Linked DNA regions of Homo sapiens: region 1 is linked to region 2. The links are chromatin loops, found by intact Hi-C in ENCODE. Cell type or tissue: heart right ventricle. All regions are shown on one strand. Links, peaks and the distances in the headings refer to the core of each region. The heading gives the core; the rest is flanking DNA.

Region 1 (7,084 bases), core at 2,382-4,881, 170 kb before region 2:
ATGGAATGTCTTTTTCCACCCCTTTACCTTAAGTTTATGTGAGTCTTTATGTGTTAGGTGTGTCTCTTGAAGGTAGCAGATAGTTGGTTGGTGAATTCTTATCCATTTTGCAATTCTGTGTCTTAAGTGGAGCATTTAGGCCATTTACATTCAATGTTAGTATTGAGATGTGAGATACCATTCCATTCATCATGCTATTTGTTGCCTGTATACCATTTTAAAAAAATTGTATCTGTTTTGTCGGTCCTGTGAGATTTATGCTTTAAAGAGGTTCTTTTTTGATGTGTTTCCAGGATTTGTTTCAAGATCTAGAGCTCCTTTTAGCAGTTCTTGTAGCGCTGGCTTGGTAGTGGCGAATTCTCTCAGCATTTGTTTGTCTGAAAAATACTGTATCTTTCCTCCACTTAGGAAGCTTAGTTTTGCTGGGTACAAAATTCTTGGCTGATAATTGTTTTGTTTGAAGAGGCTGAAGATAGGGCCCCAATCCTTTCTAGCTTGTAGAGTTTCTGCTGAGAAATCTGCTGTTAGTCTGATAGGTTTTCCTTTATATGTTACCTGGTGTTTTTGCCTCACAGCTCTTAAGATTCTTTCCTTTGTCTTAACTTTAGGTAACCTGATGACAATGTGCCTAGGCATTGATCTTCTTGTGATTAATTTCCCAGGTTTCTCTGGGCTTCTTGTACTTGGATGCCTAGTTCTCTAGCAAGACTGGGGAAGTTTTCCTTGGTTATTCCCCCAAATATATTTTCCAAATAGATTTCTCTTCTTAAGAACACTGATTATTCAGGTTTGGTTGTTTAACATAATCCCAAATTCTTGGAGGCTTTGTTCATATTTTCTTATTTTTTTCTTTGTCTTTGTTGCATTGGGTTAATTCGAAGACCTTGTCTTCAAGCTCTGAAATTCTTTCTTCTGCTTGTTTGATTCTATTGCTGAGACTTTCCAGAGCATTTTGCATTTCTATAAGTGCGTCTATTGTTTCCTGAGGGTTTGATTGATTTTTATTTATGCTATCTATTTCATTGAATATTTCTCCCTTTACTTCTTGCATAATTTTTTTTCAGTTTCCTTACATTGGGCTTTGCCTTTCTCTGGCACCTCCCTGATTAGCTTAATAACTAACCTTCTGAATTCTTTTTCAGGTAGATCAGGGATTTCTTCTTGGTTTGGATCCATTGCTGGAGAGCTAGTGTGATTTTTTTGCGGGGGTGAGTTAAAGAATCTTGCTTTGTCATATTACCAGAGTTGGTTTTCTGGTTCCTTCTCATGTGGGTAGGCTCTGTCAGAGGGAAGGTCTAGGGCTCAAGGCTGTTGTTCAGTTCCTTTTGTCCCACAGAGTGTTCCCTTGATGTAGTACTCTTTCCCTTTTCCTAGGGATGTGGCTTCCTGAGAGCCGAGCTGTAGTGATTGTTATCCCCCTTCTGGATCTAGCCACCCAGCAAGTCTACCAGGCTCCAGGCTGGTACTTGGGGTTGTCTACACAGAGTCCTGTGGTGTCAACCATCTGTGGGTCTCTCAGCCATGGATACTGGCACCTGTTCTAGTGGAGGTGGCAGAAGGGCTAAATGGACTCTGTGAGGGTCCTTAGCTTTGGTTGATTAATGCACTATTTTTGTGCTGGTTTACCTCCTGCTGGGAGATGGCACTTTCAAGAGAGCATTGGCTTGAAAGTGCATTGGTATCGGGAGGAACAGGCAGTAGGCAGGACCCTATAACTCCCAAGAGTATATGCCCTTTGTCTTCAGTTACCAGGGTGGGTAGTGAAGGACCATTAGATGGGGGCAGGGCTAGGCGTGTCTGAGCTCAGATTCTACTTGGGCAGGTCTTGCTGCGTCTGCTGTGGGGGATGAGGGTGAGGGTCCCAGGTCAATGGAGTTATGTTCCTAAGAGGATTATGGCTGTCTTTGCTGTGTCATGCAGGTTGTCAGGGAAGTGGAGGAAAGCCGGCAGTCACAGGCCTCACCCAGCTCCCACACAACCCAAAGGGCCAGTCTCACTTCCACTGTGCCCCCACTCAACAGCACCAAGTCTGTTTCCAGGCAGTGGGTGACCAGGGCTGAGAACCTGCCCCAGGCTACCTGCCTCCCAGCTGCAAAAATAAGTAGGGCTTTCTTTCTTCCCCAGCCTGTGGAGTCTGCACGCTGGATTCATGCCCTCCCCCGAGTTCTGGCCAGGAGACTCTTCGATTGGTTCAAATTGTTACAAATTTCAGGGGGAGGTTTCCTTTTCTCTGTGGCCTTCTCTGAGTGCCTCTGGTAGCCCTCCTCAAGGACCCCTTGTGAGGTGAGGCACAAATGGCTTGGTAGGGGACCCAGCTAGTCCACAGGGATTTTCCTGCTGCTTCCTTTACCCGTGTATTTCGCTTTCGCTCAGCTCTCTAAATTGACTAAGCTCCAGATAAGGTCAGAATCTTCTCCCGTAATCTAGACCTTTAGGTTCCCCGGTGGTGGGGTGTGTGTTCAGGGGTGGACGATCTGCCTTTCCCACTTCCACAGTTTGAGCACTCACAGTATTTGGGGTGTCTCCCAGGTCCTGCAGGTGCAATCACTTCCTTCAGAGGGTCTGTGGGTTCTTTTGGCTTTCCTAATGTATTGCTGCAGTTTTGGAGCAAAAGTTCATGAGGCGAGCCTCCACACGCTGTTCTGTCTGTCCCCGTTCCTTTTATTTCCCAACCACATTTGATCTAACTTTTGATTATTACTGAGTGAGGGGATAATGAAGTCTGTAGACACTGTGATCTGTAATTTTTTTTTTTTTTTGAGATGGAGTTTCACTCTTGTCGCCCAGGCTGGAGTGCAATGGCATGATCTCAGCTCACTGCAACCTCCGCCTCCTGGGTTCAAGTGATTCTCCTGCCTCAGCCTCCCGAGTAGCTAGGATTACAGGTGTGCACCACCGTGCTTGGCTAGTTTTTGTATTTTTAGTAGAGACAGCGTCCAGGCTGGTCTCAAACTGCTGACCTCAGGTAATCCACCTGCCTCAGCCTCCCACAGTGCTGGGAATATAGGCATGAGCCACTGCGCCCAGCCTCTAATCATTTTTTTAAAAAGCAGATCCTCTTACTTGCTTTCACATTTTCCTTTATGCAAGGCAAGTTGCAATCTATGGACAAATTTAAGTTTTCTTCTTTTAGATTCTCTAGCCTTATTGGCAAATAATTAGAAGAAAAGCAAAGGAGGAGAAAATATAAATCATAATGAAGTAGTGATTGGATAATGTTCCTCAAGAATATGATTAATTATCCCTCTCTCCACCCCATTTAATTAGACACCAGATGAAAATGGAAAAATATTTCCTTGCATTCTTTTCTATTAATGACCAAATGAAGAGACTACCTGCCCCCTCAATGCAAGGGCTCAGAGTTGTATGTGTTTGTAGAATAAAAAAGTAGTTAAGCAACCCAGGACTTGTTTTCCTTTTCATTCACTATGTTCTTTATGAATAACAATTTTTTTTGGTAATCAGATATCAGATAAATGGACTATTTTGGAAGTTCAGGGAACTTAATGTAGAAATGCATTGCATAGGTAATTACAATGTTTTGTGTCTATGTTGAAGCCTATACTATAACTTTATAAGTTAGGAAAATATAATACCTTGGGCATTTAGTCCTATCATCTGTCTTTCTGACAGATCTGACTTTGTGGGAAAAAGCCATTTGTTATCTCTTAGTCGAAGACAATGAAGAATGTTTTTTACTCTGTCACAAGGTGGCAGCAAATGTCAAAATTTTATACTTACATAATACCTGTATCTAAGATAATCTGTTTTTTCTTTTAAGTTAGGAACCTATTTGAAATTACTGCATTGATAAAGTATATGGGATGTAATACTGTAGGCACCTTAGAATACTAGACTATTCCAACTGAAACATGAGTAAATATTGGAACCATTTTACAGGAATTGATAACTTCAGTATAAGTAGTTATATAACTTTTAGTGATATATATCAGTATTACTTTTCTGGTTTTAAAGATAACATCAAAGTTTTCCATTTCAACTGTAGGGAAAAAGGAATAATCACAGTTTTAGCAGTAGTAGACATGCTGAGGATGCTTATTGAAAGGAAAGAACTGCAGCTGGAAGAGCACTATATTCCATACTTGGGTGGCAAAATATGTAACGTGGCACTTTGTATAAACAAGCATCACCAGATGTTTATTGATGAAATCAAAGCAGCAGCGTTGTCTGGGGTATATACCCTGGGGTTCGTTGTCGCGCACCAGGAAAATTTAGAACACGGACACACACAAGTTGTTTAGGAGCAGAGGTTCAATAGAGAGGAGAGAAAGAGAAACAGCTTCCTCTATAGAGGAAGGCATCTCCAAGTGGAAAGGACTGGCTGGCAGCGAATGTGTCGAGTTTTATAGTCTAGTTTGAGAAGGTGGTGTCTGATTTACATAGGGCTCATAGATTGCTTCAGTCAGGTATGATATTTACATAGTGGCATAGGGAAGTCTGGTCGCCCCACCTTAATCTTCTTATACAAATGGTCTTTCCAGTTGTCTGGGGCCATCTTGTCTGCTCCTTACAGCACACATGGCTGGCAGAGAAGGGAAGACAGAGCGGCCATCTTGGAAACGTCTAGTCCTTAGTTCCTGCCGGTACGTGCACCCTTGCAGCTTGCAGGCTGCTCTTTGTTAGAAAAAGATTTGGGGCTGCTTTTCACTAAAAAGAAAAACCTTACCGAGGACTCCCCATACCCTTGCTATCTGCCTAAGTGATTTCTTCTTCACTCCTATATCAAAATGATTAAAATAAAGGATAAGAGAACTTTGATAGGAAGTCACTTAGCAGGTCTGATTTGGGAAGAAATAAGGGTTTATATTTGTTTATATGCTCATACAAAATTCAAGTATTAATATCCTTTAATGTAAGAATTTAAAATTTGTGAAGAAATATCAGTGTACATTCTACACATTTTTACTGGGTACATACTGTGTAACAGACATTGTGCAAGGCAGTGGGATATAGTGGTGATAAGACAGACTTAAGGCCGGGCGCGGTGGCTCACGCCTGTGATCCCAGCACTTTGGAAGGCTGAGGCAGGCAGATCACGAGGTCAGATCAGGACCATCCTAGGGCTAACATGGTGAAACCCTGTCTCTACTAAAGATAGAAAAAATTAGCCGGGCATGGTGTCACGTGCCTGTCGTCCCAGCTACTCGGGAGGCTGAGGCAGGAGAATCGCCTGAACTCGGGAGAGGAAGGTTGCAGTGAGCCGAGATCACGCCACTGCACTCCAGCCTGGGCAACAAGAGCAAGACTACATCTCAAATATACAAAAGCAAAAAAAAAAAAGACAGACTAAATCTTGCCTATATTATCAGATTGTTAACACTAAATCTAAAGTGATAAGTTATTACATCTATGAGAAGTAATCAAGAATCTTTGAAAATATACAAATTAATTTCAGTATTAAAAACATTTGGTGATAAAATATTAAAATACCACATTCACAATTTTAATCATATGATGAAGTAACATTTAGGCTATATCCTAAATTGATACACAAAGATTCCTTCTTTGATCTAGTATGATACTAAATTTTATCTTTTATTAGAATTTATTCTTTCGAGTTGTATGGTGCTTATTTTATTTAGTGTTTGATCTCTTTCCACACAGTGATTTATAATATTTTAGAGAACTTTACACGTTTTATTATAGAGCAAGTAGGAATTTCTGCTTGAGATTCTACTGTGTGTTTTCTTAGGCTGAAAAGAAATTATAATGTTTAGACAGGATAGGTATCTGAAGTCCTGGATGAGTTTCACATGTGTCATTTATTCACATGCATATTTAAGGTACTGCAGGTGCTGGAAAATCAATGATAAATAAACAGACATAGTCCCTGCTCTCAAGGAGTTGTCTTGGTAGAGACAGACGTTGATCAGATAATGAATAGTATATAATTACATAAGGAGATAAGGAAAAGAGCATGGTTCTATAATAGCATATGTCAAGGGAACCTGATGTAGATCACTGTGTCAGAGAAGGCTAGTCCTTGAAGTTGTACACGGTAAGAAAGATTTAATTCTGCAAAAGGTTGGTGGGGGTAAGCTGGTACCAAAATATTTGAGTTTTGAAAAGATATCTCTAGCATTAGTGTAGACACACTGAATTCAAAGAGGCGAATTAGAAGCCTATTGTAGTTATCCAGGAGGAACGACAACTTGAGTAGTGGCAGTAAAGAGAAATGGACAGTAATTAGATATATTAAAAATTCAGGTGGTAAAATTGAAAGAACATGCTGATTAATCAATAGGCATGAAGGGCCTTGGGAATGGAGAGGTATGAAAGATGATGCTTTGTTTTTTGAGTTGCACAAGAGCAGCAACGTTCACCAACAAACAGAAAAGAAACCATATATGGTTTTAGACTTGTTGAGTTTGAGGAGGTTTCCGTTCAAAGGAAAACAGAGAAGGTAGTAAGGATATATGGGTCTGGAACTTCAAGGAGTTTGGGCCAAAGACATAAATTTAGGATTCATTAGATTGTCTATGGTTATTGAGGTTGTGTAGGACAGGAGTGAAGAAAAACAAGAGAAGGCAGCTTAAGCTGAGCCTTGAGGGACCTCCAACTCTACTGGCTGAAGAGCCTGCAAAAGGGAACAAAAAGGAGAAGCTAGAAAGGAAGGGAAAAGGCCAACAGGGAATGGTGTTGCAAAGATCAAGGGAAGAGAGTGTTTAAGCAGGAGTGTTTCATGCTGAGAGGTTAAAATAAGAATGGGATAGAAAAATACTGAAGATCCTAAGCAAATGCATTTTCTACAATTAGTAATTACAAATGTGCATTTTCCTTTTATTTAGGCACATCTACTATGCTTCTTACTAGAATAAACTGTGCAGATTGGTCTGATGTATGTACTAAGCAAAATGTTACTGAATTTCCTATCATAAAGATGTACAAGAAAGGCGAGAACCCAGTATCTTATGCTGGAATGTTAGGAACCGAAGATCTCCTAAAATTTATCCAGCTGTAAGTATTCAGCTTCATTATAAGATCTCTGAATGTTTAGGTCTTTAGAAGTTCTAATTCTCAGACTTTGCTAACACTTAAAATAGGTTAAGGAAGATACTAGAAT
Region 2 (7,084 bases), core at 2,017-4,516:
CTATATTGTAGCCTGATCACCTGATCATTCCAAAAAGGAGATCTGATCATGATACTCCTCTGCAATGCCTGTTCAATGTCACTTGATCGCCTTCAGGTGAAAGTCTAAATTCTCCAACTTGGCATATAAGACTCTTCATGCCCTGGCTCCTGCCTACCTCTCCACGAGACCGTGTTGTTGTCGGAGAAGAGACAACAACAATAAAATTTTGAAAACTGATAAGAAAATGGACAACAAATCACTGAGTTGGCAAATAAGGATAGTTTTTATGACATGAATTGTAAACCTGAAAATTAAAAAGTGAAACTTTTTTATAGTAGACAAAACGTACACAGATATATGGTATAAGAGTATTTCTAAATCAATGACAGAGAAGAACATAAACAGAAAATATTAAGCATAAATTGGGGACTGAGATAATGCCCAGAGGAAGGAATATTATCTGTAAAATCTAAGTTAAAAAGTATGTCCAATGCAAAGGCCTATGATACAATGGACTTTGGGGAGTGGGGGAAAGGGCGGGAGTGGGGTGAGAGATAAAAGACTACAACTGGATACAGTGTACACTGCTTGGGTGATGGGTGCACCAAAATCTCAGAAATCACCACTAAAGAACTTATTCATGTACAAAAATAAATAGGTAGACAAATACAAAAGAAATGCTAAAAATATTTTTTAATGGAAAATAAAAATAAAAAGTATGTCCAAATTGGGAGCCCACCCTTACCCAAATTTGCAACAATTTGAACATCAAAAAGAATATTGATTTAATGAATTGAATCACACTAAATTTTAAAAATCCATATTTCTATAGGGACATTAAAAAAAGAGAAAGCCAAAAAGAGAACTTGTAAGCCATCATTTGAGATGGCTTGACAATTGACTTCATACTTTGACAATTGGTAATGAAAGAAAGAATTAAGCATTTATCTAACCTTTATGTAAGAAATGTATCTTAGAGTAACCAAATAGCTCCAGCTGAAAGAGAAAGTTCTATTTTCAGAAGAATGCTTGCCAAGAATGTAGAAGAATGACAGAATTAGAAAATCAGCATTCTGTCACTCAATAAAAGGCTTAGACTATTACCCTAACCTAGGGATGAATCTTAGCAAGCAATTACTATTTATGTTCTCTAATATGATGAAGATGCAATGTGAAGTATACCACCATCTATGATAGATTTAAAAATTAACTTGAATTCATCGTATTTAGTTTTAACTTCAGATGTAAACTTCAGCAGTTGAGGAACAAGTTGAATGCCATGGTAAATGGCAAGCAGACAAAGTCAGGAATTAGGAAAACTGGCCTGGTTGGCTCTTCAACAAGTCAGAGTCATTAAAAAGAAGAAAGATAGGGCTGGGTGCAGCGGCTCATGCCTGTAAGCCCAGTACTTTGGGAGGCTGAGGTGGGTCGATTGCTTGAGCCCAGGAGTTTGAGACCACCCTGGGCAACATGGCAAAATCCTATCTCTATTTAAAAACACAAAAAATAGCTGGGCATGGTGGTGCCCACCTGTAGTCCCAGCTACTTGGGAAGCTGAATCAGGAGGATTGATTGAATCCAGGAGGTCGAGGTTGCAGTGAGCTGTGATTACACTGCAACACTGCAGCCTGGGTGATAGAGCAAGACTTTGTCGCAAAACAAAAAAAAAGGAGGAAGAAGAAGAGAAATCGGGCTCGATCAAGAGACTCAAAGGACATTTCAGCCAGAAGCAATGCATGGTTCTGGATTGGGCTGTGGGTTGAACAAATGAACTATACGGGACACTTTGGGAATAAATTGTGGAAACTTGAATATGGACTAGATATTAGATAAGATAAAAATGTATTGATATGGAAAGCTGGAGAACCTTAAGTTAAATTAGCAGGGGTTTTGGGTTTTTGGAGGGTAACTTTCTACAATGCTCACATCCTTTTAAATAATAAAAAGTGATTACAATACTAAGTAGTAGTAGTAGTTTGAAAGTGCAAAGAAGATGGATGAAGATGTCCCGACAGGCAGGGAGTGAAGCTCACCACCTCCGTTTTGGGCAAGGGCTCCACAGCGGGGATGGTCCTGCAGGATCCTGGCCTTTTATCTCATCTGTTAGACTACACCCAATAGAGGAAATGAGATTCCTGAGCAAGCCTTCCCCAAATAGAAAAGTTTTATGGGGCATTTCTACCTCTAGATTCCATGTGAAATAATTCATCTGCTGTTCTCTTACGACTTGTTATGTTATTTGAAAAGATGTTCATTGTTCAGGTCAGAAGAAAAAAGAGTTCTCAGGTTCCTATCATCCCCATCTTCTATTGCCTTTTTTGTTGTCTGGGTGTATAAAGATGGAAGGAGGAATAAGTACTTGTGAAGAAGCTATGGTTGTTCATGTTGCTCTTGATTCCAAGAAGCTTTGTGGCAAAACTGGGTTACAGAAGGAAATTATGCACCGTAATTAGGGTTTTTGAAATTCAAATCGAACAAACTTGAGAACATTTAGAGTGGACTCAGAGCTAGAAAGTGGCTGACCCTGAGGACCGTCCAAAGCGAAACCCCATCTCCTTTTGCAATTGGCATAGCAAGAGACACATTGGATTGTTGATCAGATTTGCCCTGCCTGGGTAGGCACCTAGTCAAATTAACTAATACATCAAAGATACAAATTCTTTCCTTTCCTTTTCTTGGTGCTCTGCGGAACTCAACATTAATAGGATACCAACAACAAACAACAACAACCAAAAAAAAAAAAAAAAAATTAAATGGGCTGATAGCACTTTTCTTTGGAAGTTTAAGGAAAAGTTATTAAACTATAATTCCATGTCAGTAACATTAGGACTTTGAGAGTAGCTTGCATCCTTGATTTTCTTTTCCTTTTCATCATTTTCCTGTCTACTGGGAACTTCAACTCAAAAAGATGATATATTCAATGCAAGAAAATTGATGTCACTTAAAAGCAGCTCTAATAATAGAAAATAAATTATTTATAGCTAGAGGGTGTCTTCTGTATCTAAGACTAGATTATCTACACCAGACTACACTACTGATAAACTGCAGTAGATTACTGTGTTTTCTTGCCCTTCTAAAATTCTTGACTATTGTGAAACATTGTCATGGTTATGAAGTATTTTAAGCACTTGTGCTCCCTCTAGAGGAGCAATATAAAAAAACTCAGGGCTGTCAGTGTTTGCCAAGATTTTGAGGTTAAATTTTGGTGTCATTTAAAGAAGAAAGAACTCATGTGGAAATAATTATCAAAATCTAATTTTAATTAACTATAATTTATAAATTATAAAAGTAGCAATTCTCCATAATCATACATTTTAATATTACTGTTTCTAAATTGAAATATGTCTTTCCACTTTTGTCTGCTATACAATACACATACAATGCTGCTTCCTGTTTTATTTTCTCATATTGTATTTTCTTTTTAATTTTTTAACTGTTTTTCGAGACAGGGTCTCATTCTGTCGCCCAGGATGCAGTACAGTGGTTCAATCTCCGCTCACTGCAACCTCTGCCTCCTGGGCTCAACCGATCCTCCCACCTCAGCCTCATGAGTAGCTGAGACCACAGGTGCTTGCCACCACGCCCGGTTAATTTTTTGTATTTTTGATAGTGACGGGGTTTTTGCTATTGTTACCCAGGCTGGTCTTGACTCCTGGCCTCCAACAATCTGCCCACCTCGGCCTCCCAAAGTGCTGGGATTATAGGCGTGAGCCACCGCGCCTGGACTACTTCTTGTTTGTTTGTTTGTTTTTGAGACGGAGTCTCGCTCTGTCGCCCAGGCTGGAGTGCAGTGGCGTGATCTCGGCTCACTGCAACCTCTGCCTCCCGGGTTCAAGCGATTCTCCCACCTCAGCCTCCCAAGTAGCTGAGATCACAGGCGCCCACACGTAAAAAATTAGCCATGCATGGCTAATTTTTTATATTTTAGTAGAGACAGGGTTTCACCATTTTGCCCAGCCTGGTCTCGAACTCCTGAGCTCAAGCAATCTGCCCACCTCGGCCTACCAAAGTGCTAGGATTACAGGTGTGAACCGCCGCGCCCGGCCTTACTTCTTATATTTTCCGAGTAACATTCTAATTATCATATCTACTGAGTAAATTGTAGTAATTTCTCCCACTGCTGGACAGCTAGATTGTTTTTAATTATTCAAGAACAACTACATTGAACATTCATTTGCATGTAGCATTTTCATGTTTGGGGTCTGTTCCAAGGAGTGAATCTCAGCCTTGAAATTACTAAATCAGAGAATATGATCTTTTGGGGAAATGACAGTACATATTTACACATTACTTCCTAACACAGTTGTGCTAATTTATAAATCATCAGCAATGTATGAAAATATCGATTTCAACACACCCTCCCACCACTGGGTACTACTTTTAAAAAAATGTTTGGATAATTTGGTGGGTGAAAAAATGCCATTTCATGGCTTTAATTTGAACTTTTCTGACTTTTGGTGAGGTCAAACATTTTTCCAAGTTCATGAGTTTTATTTTCTCCTTTGAGAATTCTCTGTTCATGTTTTTTACGCATTTATCTTTGGGGACAATGCTTTCTTAGTTATGTGAGCTTTTACGATCATTACAAGTATAATTACCACTACCACCACTACTAATTAGCTATCATTTGTTGGTCAACCATAATGAGTAGAATATTATGCCAAGAGCTTTATGTATATTTATGCCTTGCCACAACCTGCAAGAAGGAAGGAAATTGAGGTTTAGAGAAGCTAAATGACTTATCCAAGACCACATGGCCATGGACGAAATACTTTCTACTATCGCCTCTGCTTCATATAAAGATATAATAGAACCATGTCCTGATGAAGCCATTTCTGTCAACAATGGACTGCGTATATGGTGGTCATACAGTAAGCCAAAGTTAATTTACTATCAAAGAAAAAACCCTATTTTTAATTAAAAATAAATGTAATGTAAGTGTACAATGTTTATAAAGTCCACAGTAGTGTATAGTAATGTCCTAGGCCTTCACCTTCACTCACCACCCACTCACTGTCTCATCCAGAGCAACTTCCAGTCCTACAAGTTCCATTCATGGTAAGTGCCCCACACAGGTGAACCATTTTTTCCTTTAATACTATATTTTTACTGCACCTTTTCTATGTTTAGATATGTTAGACACACAAATACTTAGCACTGTGTTACAATTGCCTACAGTTTTCAATATAGTAACATGCTGTACTGGTTTGTAGCCTAGGAGCAATAGGCCATACCATATAGCCTAGGTGTGCAAACCTGTACCATCTGGGTTTGTGTAAATACGGGGTATGATGTTCTCACTACAAACTGCCTAATCACACATTTCTCAGAATGTATCTCTTCATTAAGCAATATGTGACTGTATATTTTTATTAATATATAAAATACATTAACTCTTGGCAATATTTTTCCCAGGCCTGTCTGCCCTTTTATTTTACCTACTTTTTTTGACATAAAGAAGTAGCAAATACTAATGTAACTGTAACCTTTTCAAAGCCAAACACATCTTGGTTTTCATTATATTTCATAATGGCTATTTGCAGTAATAAAAAGATCAGACAGGATTGGCTTTCTTTAAAAAAAAAAATTAGGGTTTAGATGAATGTGCTCCAAATTGTCAAACAGTTATTCCTAAATCATAGATTGACAACTTTTGTCTTCCTCATTGATTTGTGAGGCATTCTTTGTTATTCATATACTAAGACCGTATTTGGACTTAACTGTTTCATTGATCTAGGCCATTCTTTGTACACTTACCACATTGTTTTAATTATCATATCATTGTAAGATGATTAAAACAGAATAAGACTCACCATCTAACAAATATTTTTTTTCTGAATTTTCTCCCCTTTTTATTCTCTGAGTGAACTTTGAGATCATTTTGTCAAAGTAGGCAAAAACCCCCCAAAACCTATGTTTTTCTTTTAAAGAAAGAACTCAAAGCAGCAGAGATTTTGATTGTGGTTACATTAGACCTATAAATTAATTTTGAACATTATTTTTATATCCAGTCTTCCTAATCAGGAATAATCATCTGGTTACTTTTTCAAGTTTTATTTTATATTTCTCAATATAATTTGTATTTTTACTTCATGTTGTCACTACATGTCTTGTTAAGATTATTTCCAGGCATTACATATGTTTTAGTTGCTATTGCATATAGGACCTTTTGTTCGTTGGTTTGTATATGTTTCTGCTAGTATATAAACATATTATTAATTCCATATTGTCATATTTATAAGCTCTTATTTATTTTAATAGTTTATCAGATAATTCCTTTATATTTTATAGACATACAATATCATTTTTAAATGATATATTTCTTCTTGTGTGTGTAGTAAAGAGTCACCACAGCAGACCTGAGACTGCTATTTTTAGAAAGACCTGCTTGCAAGGTTGTCCATGGTTGACATCTGGTAACCTGGATTTTTGGAGGGTTCCCACCATTTCTTACATGATAAGGGTGGTTTATTTTGTTGGGATTGCTTTCTGCACACAATATAGTTTATGCCGAACACCTGCTATTTGTCTAGGAATTTGAAATTTTGGTATGTGCCAGGCATAGGCTGCCTACGCCACCAACTCTCCCCAAACCTTGGGTACTGAGTCTCTAGTGAGTATCCCTGATGGGTAACACTTCATTCGTATTGTTACCTTGTTGCTGGAGAAGGAAGCACATCTGTGTGCCTCTGATGGGAGAAGCCTCTAGGAAGTCTGCATCTGGCTTCCTCCTGACTTCATTCCATGTGATTCTTCCCTTTGTTTTTTTGCTTTGTATCCTTTCCGTGTAATCAACCATAGCCATGAGTGCAACTGTGTGCTGAGTCCTGCGAGTCCGTCTAGAGAAGCCTCGAAACCAGGGGTGGTCTTGGGACCCTTGACGCAATTTGTAATGCTTATCTGTTCTGTGTGGTATTTTTGGTCAAGTCTAGGTATCAATATTGATGGAGCTGCTCTGGGTGACCAGATGGCAAAAGGTTGGACCCCTCCCGATGTGATGCTCTGCCATCTCCTCTCATGTGCCCTACTCTTGCGAGGCTCTGGGAAGCTGACTTTGAAAATTACTTGTCCCAGCCGGGCACAGTGGTTCATGCCTGTAATC

The links. A loop is a pair of places that touch in the nucleus more often than their neighbours do. Peaks named below come from ENCODE experiments on the same cell type or tissue, not always from the same donor. Only the 100,000 strongest peaks of a DNase experiment are listed, where the experiment ranks them.
Region 1: a loop joins it to region 2, with 9 times the contacts of the local background. A loop is called at or near these places in 91 of 110 quality-filtered maps.

What each region holds. Positions count from the first base shown.
Region 1 is chr14:52,470,406-52,477,489 of GRCh38, reverse strand. TXNDC16 (thioredoxin domain containing 16) reads left to right here. Exons shown (of 21, transcript NM_020784.3): 15 at 6,810-6,978. Among named protein-coding and RNA genes, the nearest start is that of TXNDC16, 79 kb to the left of the region's middle. In heart right ventricle, for the core only: a CTCF peak has its summit at 3,709 (motif pointing right); no DNase peak of the experiment used is centred there.
Region 2 is chr14:52,295,920-52,303,003 of GRCh38, reverse strand. No RefSeq gene overlaps it. Among named protein-coding and RNA genes, the nearest start is that of PTGER2, 15 kb to the left of the region's middle. In heart right ventricle, for the core only: CTCF peaks have their summits at 2,930 and 3,131 (motif pointing left); no DNase peak of the experiment used is centred there.